Regions from separate parts of the Homo sapiens genome. Here all the other regions are linked to region 1. The links are chromatin contacts, found by Hi-C or POLR2A ChIA-PET in ENCODE. All regions are on one chromosome and are shown on one strand. Each heading gives the region's core, a stretch centred on a gene start or an enhancer-like site at or near the end of the contact. The rest is flanking DNA. Distances are from core to core; before and after follow the strand shown.

Region 1 (2,700 bases), core at 171-2,670:
ATGTACGTGATATGTAACACTGAGGCCTTGTGTCAGAACTTCTTTAGGCAACAGACAGAATCACTGCTGCAGCTACTCACCCCTGCATACATCACAAAGAAGAGGGGAGAATGGAAAGATCTCATTACCACACTTGCTAAAAAGTAGCTATTGAAGTATATTTGCGACTTTTGAAGGCTCCTCTTTCTGCCCTTCCCCATTTGTTGGATGGCTGCAATCTCAGTGCCTGAGGGAAGATGCCTAGTAGAGGAAAGCTTAATACTCTTTTTCCTGAAAGAATATCATCCTCTGCATTATCCCCATGGAACGTTTCACTTTAACCCTGACTGGGGAGCAATATGTTCTGTGAAAATATCTTGAAATTGTACACCAAAACCTTACAACCAACTTATTTGAACATTTATTACACACAGGGTTTACGTAAGACTTTTCTTATTGGTATATAATTAATTTCCTTTGGTCTCCCTTATCCACATTGGCTTATTCTGGAGGAAAAGCAGTGATCTGTAAAACAAATCAAGAATATATTAAATCTAGAGGAATGCAGAGAAGAAAACTATAAAACAGAACCAAAAACTTGTTGCACAGCCTACATAATTAAGAGATCAACTGGCTGGAAGCAGATCAAGGCCTAACTTCATTCAAGACCTAAATATTATGAGACTCAGTTATTCGGTTTTATGTGACATCTCTTCCATTCACCATGCACAGGCTTTTCCAGCTATCTATATAATGTTTGCAAATATTTGATAAAGATGATGTTACCCTATCTTCCTCCATCTGATTCCTGGAATGCTTGAAGAAAGGGGAAATCTTGAGTAACCTCATTAAAATTAATGTCTGGTGGACCTCTCAGTTTGCTCACTGATTGGGTAGACTTGCTACTCTGGATTAATAACTGCTTTTCTCTGCCTTGTCTATTAGCCATGCACACACTTCCTCCTTATATCCAAAGTTCTTTGGTTCTAAAATTCATAGTTGATACCTTCCCAAGGTTACCTGTTGTTTCAGATAAACATTTGTTCTTCCTGATAGTTATAGGTTTTCCTCTCTGTCCTTAATTCTGGCAGAATTGTTTTTAGTTATGTCATGGTAATTTCAGGATGATTTTTGTATCTGAAACTTAACAGACTTAGAGTTGGTTTGTTTTTTAAATATAAAGGAAGAAAAGTGACCTTTCTCAGCCCTTTTACTTAATTAAAAATGCAGGGAATGTAATTTGTAAAATGTGGAACCAAGAGTAGAACGAAATACTATCCCTCCAGAAGCACTGATGTGTTTCAGTTGTTTCAAATAGTAAACAACCAGATGACATGTTAGGTACACAAATTAATTCTATTCCTAATGAGAATTAGATTGCAAGGCCTATGAGACTTGAAAACCAAAGATGAGCTTCAGCCATGAAACTTATTTCAGCTACCTCCCCAGCCTAACCCTGCCCCCAGCCCTCATGGCCCAAAATAACCTCACCACTCAGTGACCACAGAGAAAGTAACTTGGTTCCTTTTAGCCGAGAAGGGAAAACACAGTAAGGGTAAATAAGTACAGGTTACATAGCAGGCCTGAGTGAGCAGGAGCTGAAACTAAAAGTCAAAGAGAAAGCTATCAAAAAAAGTTTCCATTTCAAGTCGGTACATTTTGGATAAAAACCAGTCCTAATGGAAGATGGGGCTAGGAAAAAGATTAGGAACTGGCAGTCATCCATAGAGGTGAAATACAGAGGGAGGGACAGCAAGAGAAGTGACAAAGGTCACTGATGATAGGCCACAAGTGTAGATAAAGATAAGAAAACAATGTTATTTCAGTGACTGTTGACTTAGGCAGCTAATCTAGACTATTAAAGTCAAATCCTCTCTGGGAAAAGTTATCTTTCTGACAATGCAAAGTATGTTTATTTAAATATCAGAGTATCTTCAATCTGAGAATTAAAGCATATGAAAGCAATCTTTCCTAACTCCCTACGATTCATCTTATAAGTAAATTTATAAGTAAATTTTTAAACTACACTAGTCTTTTAAATATATATAGAAAAATATATATACACACGTATAGACATGTATATGTAATCTATCTACATATATATAAAAAATGCATTTTCCAAATGCATTAGCCTGATTGGACTGTGCCACAGATTAGTGTCCTCCTATGAAATTTTGAGTATGTCATTTGTAAATGTTAGCATTATAAATTGCAGGAGAATTTAAGAATTGACTTGTATTTCACTGGATACTATAGTACCCGGTAAGTTACACACCTGCTTGACCACATACCATTCATGTTACATGACACAAAATAGGAAAAAATCTTTTGCTGGTATTGCGTTCCCTTCTCTCTTAGAGTCAAAAGGATCTATTCTGCAAAATTAATCAAAATATTCAAAAGGAAGGCAGGTTTTTCAAAACTGGGCTAAGCAATTATCAAACTGAACTAACCTGCTTTCAGATATCCTGTTGTATTGCCCGGTAAGTATAGTCACACTTGTCCAACCCGTGTCTCAATATGGAATTCAGAAAAGTTACCATATATAAACCCAGCTATAAATGGTTGTAGAAAATATAAGTATCAGTGGGTTTCCTATGTAATAGTGTTTAAAACACAAATATTTCAACCATTTGGCAAGGTATATGTTGAAGTTCACAAGCGCTGGTCCTAACCAGATCAGATAAAGTGGATTATGTTTCTGATATGTACCTAATTATT
Region 2 (2,700 bases), core at 76-2,575, 330 kb after region 1:
AGTAAGATTTATCAACAAATCAGGGGTTTTGATTTTAAAAGGTTTTCAATCTGGCCAATTCTTCAGATTATCTCAAGAGGGAGCCTTCTTATGCCTCTTCTTCCTTCATAACACTTCTCTGGCTCGCATGTCCTGTTTGCAAAGATTTAAGCCCACTCTTAGGCATAAAATGCTCTTAACTGACATGACCCCTGACTAACTTGCCTAATATTTTGCCATGTACCCTCCATGCACTTTAAGCTCCCCAAACTATTACTTACTTGACACCTTCTGCGCTTTTGCTTGTTCTCTGCGGCTAGACCATCTTCCCTACCTTCTCTGTTGAACTCCTAGCCATTCATCAACACTCAGCTCACATAGCACACTTTCAGATGAGATTCAAGCATTATCTCTCTGGCTACATTTGGCCCTTGTAGATATTTCTATTATTGCCTGTATTTTGTTGAAGCATTCATGTCTTTTATGTACTACATAGTACATAATATATCTACATTACAAAGCATTTTTATGATTCATGTTTTGGGGCATCCAGCGGTTAAAATAGGGCAAGGGTTATGTGGTCTTGGCCAGGTCCCTTTTCCTTTCTGAGCTTCAGGTTCCTCAGGTATAAAATGGGTACTATGGCTCCGTGAAGATGAGACAGAATATATGTAAAGCCCTTACACAGTGCTCAATTCATGAAAATCATCGCTGTTTACATTGTTTAGGGCCCTCAAGAGGCGCTCTTGTCAGCGGGGTGGAGGAAATGCCTCTTTAAAATGACGTCATTATAGGAGACTTAAAAACCACTGCACGTCTGTACAAGTGGACAGAATCACACAGCTACCTAAAGTGGGTTCACCTGTCATACAGTTTAGAGGTTCCACTTACAACAGGTTTCCATCAGTAGCCAAAGCAACAGAAATTTTAGCTTAACGGCTGAGGGCTTCCGGGATTACCGCAGGGCGGGCGGGAAGCGCCTTTCCGCTCCGGAGGGAAGGCCGCGTCCCCAAGGGACTGCCTAAGTGGGCTGGATCCCTATGGCCTGCGGCAGACACCACCACGTAGGCGGTCCAGGGGTCCCTCTCTCGGTGACTGGTGACCAGGAGGCCGCAATCTCTTCACATAAAAGGTCTACGGGTTTCCGCTCGGCCCTCACAGCGGCAGCGGATCGAACCAGGAAAGCAATTCCCGCTCGGCTCCCCTCGGGTCCCAGGCCCAGGAAGGCCGGGCCGTGGGGTCTCCCCGGGCTCCACGCAGGGGCGGTGGGGCGGGGCGCAGTGACGCAAAGAGGAGTGACGCGACGACGCAGCGCGACGCGGTGACGCACGCCCCTTTGTTGGCTCAGTAGCGATAGCAGCGGCCGTGGAGGTGGCGTTGGGGACTGTTTTCTCTCGGAGGCCGGAGCGGAGCCGCGTCTGACTGAGGCGGGCAGCAAGCGGCCCCCTCGCTCCCTCCCTCCCTCCTCCGCGCCCTCCCCGCCGCCACCAGCCGTCAAACGCCAACCGCCGCTCCTGGGGAGGAGCCGCGGCTCGCGGGGCCGGAGCCAGGCCTGCGTCCGGACATCAGCCGGAGCCGGAGCGAGAGCCGGGGCCTCGGCGTCCCCGCCCTCTCCCCGCCTCGGCCAGCGTCCGCCGGGCCCCCGCGCGTCGCGCCATGGACTCGGACGAGGGCTACAACTACGAGTTCGACGAGGACGAGGAGTGCAGTGAGGAGGACAGCGGCGCCGAGGAGGAGGAGGACGAAGACGACGACGAGCCGGACGATGATACCCTGGATCTGGGCGAGGTGGAGCTGGTGGAGCCCGGGCTGGGCGTCGGCGGGGAGCGGGACGGACTGCTGTGCGGGGAGACGGGCGGTGGCGGCGGCAGCGCTCTGGGGCCCGGCGGTGGCGGCGGCGGCGGCGGCGGCGGTGGTGGTGGCGGGCCGGGGCATGAGCAGGAGGAGGATTACCGCTACGAGGTGCTCACGGCCGAGCAGATTCTACAACACATGGTGGAATGTATCCGGGAGGTCAACGAGGTCATCCAGGTGAGGGTGGCCGCCGCGCCAGCTGGACCGGGCCCGACGGGGGAGCGGATTCAGGCGGCACGCGCGGTCCCGAGGGACAGGCCTGGGCCTGGTGCGCAGCCTAGCCCGGTGCCTCCCGGCCTTGTCTTCTCCGCTGCCTCTGCTGGGGATAGAGGGTGTCGAAAGCAGAGGTTCGCCGATTAGCCGGGTGTGGGGAGGTGCGCTGGGGGCGGTGCTTCCCAAGTCCTGCTATGGCGGAGGCCTTCGGTCGCCTAAGCCTTCTCTTGCGGGCAATTTCTGCCAGTCCCTGGGCCGGGTGTCCTTTCTCTGGCCGGGCGATCGCCTACTGGGGCGGGGCGGAGGAGGTGGGGTGGAGAAGAGGAGTCAGGAAGAATTGGGCCCTGACGGGACTTACCCCGGCCGTAGCCTCATTTGAGCACTTTTGGAAGGGATTAGAGTAGGCCTAAGAGCAGCTTGGTGTACAGTTGCCCCAAGTGGGCACCAGTTAATAAAGAAATGGATCTTGGCAGTCTCAAGTGCCTACTTAAAGGTGGGGGAAGGGAAGTATTTCTCGGAAGAGGTGCTGATGGGCCTTCTTTTCAGATGGTGAGGCTTCTGCTTACATCTTTTTTATGTCTTTGCTGTTTGGGACCTAATTGCTACTTTTTCTAGTCGTAGCAGATGACTTGCTTGAAGCTGTTGGAATAGTTA
Region 3 (2,700 bases), core at 12-2,511, 460 kb before region 1:
TACATTCACTGCTATCACCACGATCCATTTTCAGAATTTTTTTTTGAGACGGAGTCTCGCTGTGTCGCCCAGGTTGGAGTGCGGTGGCACGATCTCAGCTCACTGCAACCTCTGCCTCCCGGGTTCAAGCGATTCTCCTGCCTCAGCCTCTTAAGTAGATGGGACTACAGGCATGCACCACCATGCCTGGCTAATTTTTGTATTTTTAGTAGAGACAGGGTTTTACCATGTTGGCCAGGATGGTCTCAATCTCTTGACCTCGTGATCTGCCCACCTCGGCCTCCCAAAGTGCTGGGATTACAGGTGTGAGCTACTGCGCCCAGCCTCAGAATATTTTCTTATCCCAAAAGCTGTACTCAGTAAACAATAGCCCCCTTCTTTCCCCGTCCTCCAAGCCCCTGGTAACTTCAACTCTCTGCCTCATGCACTGACCTATTCTAGGAACCTCATACAAGTAGAATCACACAGTATCTGTCCTTTTGTGTCTGGCTTATTTCACTTAGCATAATGTTTTCAAGATTCATCCCTGTGGTAATATGCACCAGAATTTCATTTCTTTTTTATGTATATGCCACATTTTGTTTATCCATTCATCTGTTGATGGGCACCTGGGCTGTTTCTCTCTTTTGGTTATTGTGAATAATGCGCTATGAACATTGGCATACAACTACCTGTTTGAGTCACTACTTCCAATTCTTTTGGGTATATACCTAGGAGTGGAATTGATGAGTCATATGGTAACTCTATATTTAACTTTTTGAGAAACTGCCAAACTGCTGTCTACAGCAACTGCCCCATTTTATCTTCCAACCAGAGTTTCAATGTCTCCACATTCTCGCCAACACTTCAAGTGTGTTTTTGAAAGAGTATTTAAGCATGTGATATAATAGGCACCAATGGTCAGCTCTGAGGCATCAGGACAAGATGCTGCGCTGGGCTTTGTTACCTGCTGCAGGTCATGGCAGCCCCTGGAGACGATTAAGTCACAAACAACTCAAAGTGATATCCTGACTCTTGGCTGAATGTTCCTCGTCAATGCTGGTAGATGAGGAAAGTGATCATTGAGTATTTGTTTTTTATTTGGACTCAGTTCTTGCCTTTTCTTCACCAAAAGCTTTTATGACTCTTGTCCAGAACCAAATATTCACAAAACAAAGATTCCATGCCAAAGAGACTGTGCCCTCTTGCTGTGATTTGGAAAGATGCTGTTGTTTGTTTTAGCACTCCTGGACTTACTTTTGGATTACATACTTTCCACATGGTGTCTGACAGCGCACCTCCCTTTGATTTAGGACAGCTCTGATGTCCTTGCATCTGTTTACAGGGACTTTCTTTTCACTTTCAGAGTCCTTTGCCTTGAAAAGCTTTCAGATATGCTGGAACGAAAGGAAATCAACTCTGCCCCACCCCCTTCTGCTGATTGTTTCACATTTTCTGCTTTGTATTGATAGTTAGCACCTAGCTACCCTGGAAATGTGAGACTGAGTTTTCCTGTTTGTACATGGATTTGTCTTTCATTTTCTGGGGAAATAGTTAAGCTGTGGTTTGTTTTTGCTTTTAATTGTATCGTCTGTCTCAGAAATATGCAAAATGCCCACACCTGTTTTCCTACACTTAATGTGATACTTTCCTCAAATGCAGGAAACAGTTGCTGAGCTGGCTGAGTCTTGAATTTTTATGGAAGTGATTTGACACCGCTATCCTTGCATGAGGAATAACATTGTCTCCTAGCCCACTCTAGGCAGCAGCGCCTAAGGACAGCATCTTCAGCAGGGCTGTTAATCGCTCCCAGGTCTCCTATCTGGATTAGGATAATAGCTGAGAATCCATTATCTGCAAGTCCAATGTGGTTAACACTGTCCCTAGATCCGCCTATTCCCTAACCCACTTGGAAGTGCATTTAAATCTTCCCTGTTTGAATCAAAGTCTTGCTTTTTTGTGATATGTTAGATCACTGAGCTACCACATTAGGGAACTAATACAAGCTAAGCCCCAAGAAGAGATATCTAAGGTTTAAACAACGTTTAATAAATATAGTTGACTTAATGAAAGAGAAGTGACTCCTGAGAAAAACAGTAATCTTGAAGATTTCTTAACCAACAGCTGGGGATGACCCACCCTTTGCTTCTCCATGGTTACTGCTCTCACTGGGAGCCTCTCTTCCTTCCTCGTGAGCATCAGAGCTTCAGAAATGTGAAACCTGCCTTCTAAGATTGCCCTCTTCTCTCTTCAGGCCTTACTTTCCCATGGAAGAAGTTGAGCACCCTTTCCCCTTTTTTATTAAGCAGAACTCTAGGCACATTGTGCTCTTCTTCTAAACCTTGAAGTCTTGCAGATAAGTCACTGAAGGGGTGGTCTTTGAAGATAAGCCTCCTTTCTCCCTCTCATCATGAACCGCCTTTATTAGCTTTGCTCTGGCTGTTTTAGCATCAACAGCTTTAAGAATAACTTTTGGCATCTCCTGACTCTACCCTACTCTGTCCCCAAGCCAGACACTATTCTCTGAATTAGAAACCATATAAATGTCAGCATGGGAAAGACTCACTCCTTCTGTCTGAATTCTGAATCAATATTCATGTTCTTCCTTGGAAAATGTACTTTCACATAGCCCCACCCTTTAACTTTCTTTGTGGCCTTATAGTCACGCCTATATTTGTTATGCTTTGGGGGCAGAATTTGTCTCATTGATCAATATTTATT

The links. Hi-C counts contacts between places; a loop is a spot of excess contacts on that map. ChIA-PET counts read pairs that join two places held with the same protein, here RNA polymerase II (POLR2A). Pooled maps may share reads with other maps.
Region 2: a loop to region 1 is called in a pooled map, with 4 times the contacts of the local background. The contact joins the promoter of ARIH1 here to the enhancer-like site in region 1. A Hi-C loop is called at or near these places in 2 of 50 pooled maps. POLR2A ChIA-PET finds 5 or more read pairs at or near these places in 2 of 52 experiments (A673 and GM12878).
Region 3: a loop to region 1 is called in a pooled map, with 10 times the contacts of the local background. The contact joins two enhancer-like sites. A Hi-C loop is called at or near these places in 2 of 37 single-sample maps with no recorded cell type and 3 of 50 pooled maps. POLR2A ChIA-PET finds 5 or more read pairs at or near these places in 1 of 52 experiments (Panc1).

The regions. Positions count from the first base shown.
Region 1 is chr15:72,140,116-72,142,815 of GRCh38, forward strand. SENP8 (SUMO peptidase family member, NEDD8 specific) reads left to right here. Exons shown (of 2, transcript NM_145204.4): 2 at 1-2,700. The coding sequence ends at 147. Among named protein-coding and RNA genes, the nearest start is that of SENP8, 23 kb to the left of the region's middle. RefSeq lists an enhancer at 1,658-1,747. Within about 2 kb of position 1,421, at least 2 of the 41 ENCODE cell types and tissues checked have a DNase peak (open chromatin) inside an H3K27ac peak, as active enhancers do.
Region 2 is chr15:72,473,005-72,475,704 of GRCh38, forward strand. It overlaps ARIH1 (ariadne RBR E3 ubiquitin protein ligase 1), which reads left to right and starts at 1,326. Exons shown (of 14, transcript NM_005744.5): 1 at 1,326-2,010. The coding sequence starts at 1,636. TMEM202-AS1 (TMEM202 antisense RNA 1) reads right to left here and starts at 1,235. Exons shown (of 4, transcript NR_135678.1): 1 at 871-1,235. RefSeq lists enhancers at 690-789, 2,240-2,449 and silencers at 1,030-1,369, 1,221-1,417, 1,460-1,689.
Region 3 is chr15:71,676,255-71,678,954 of GRCh38, forward strand. The region is part of intron 8 of THSD4 (thrombospondin type 1 domain containing 4); the gene reads left to right. Among named protein-coding and RNA genes, the nearest start is that of THSD4-AS2, 14 kb to the right of the region's middle. Within about 2 kb of position 1,262, at least 2 of the 41 ENCODE cell types and tissues checked have a DNase peak (open chromatin) inside an H3K27ac peak, as active enhancers do.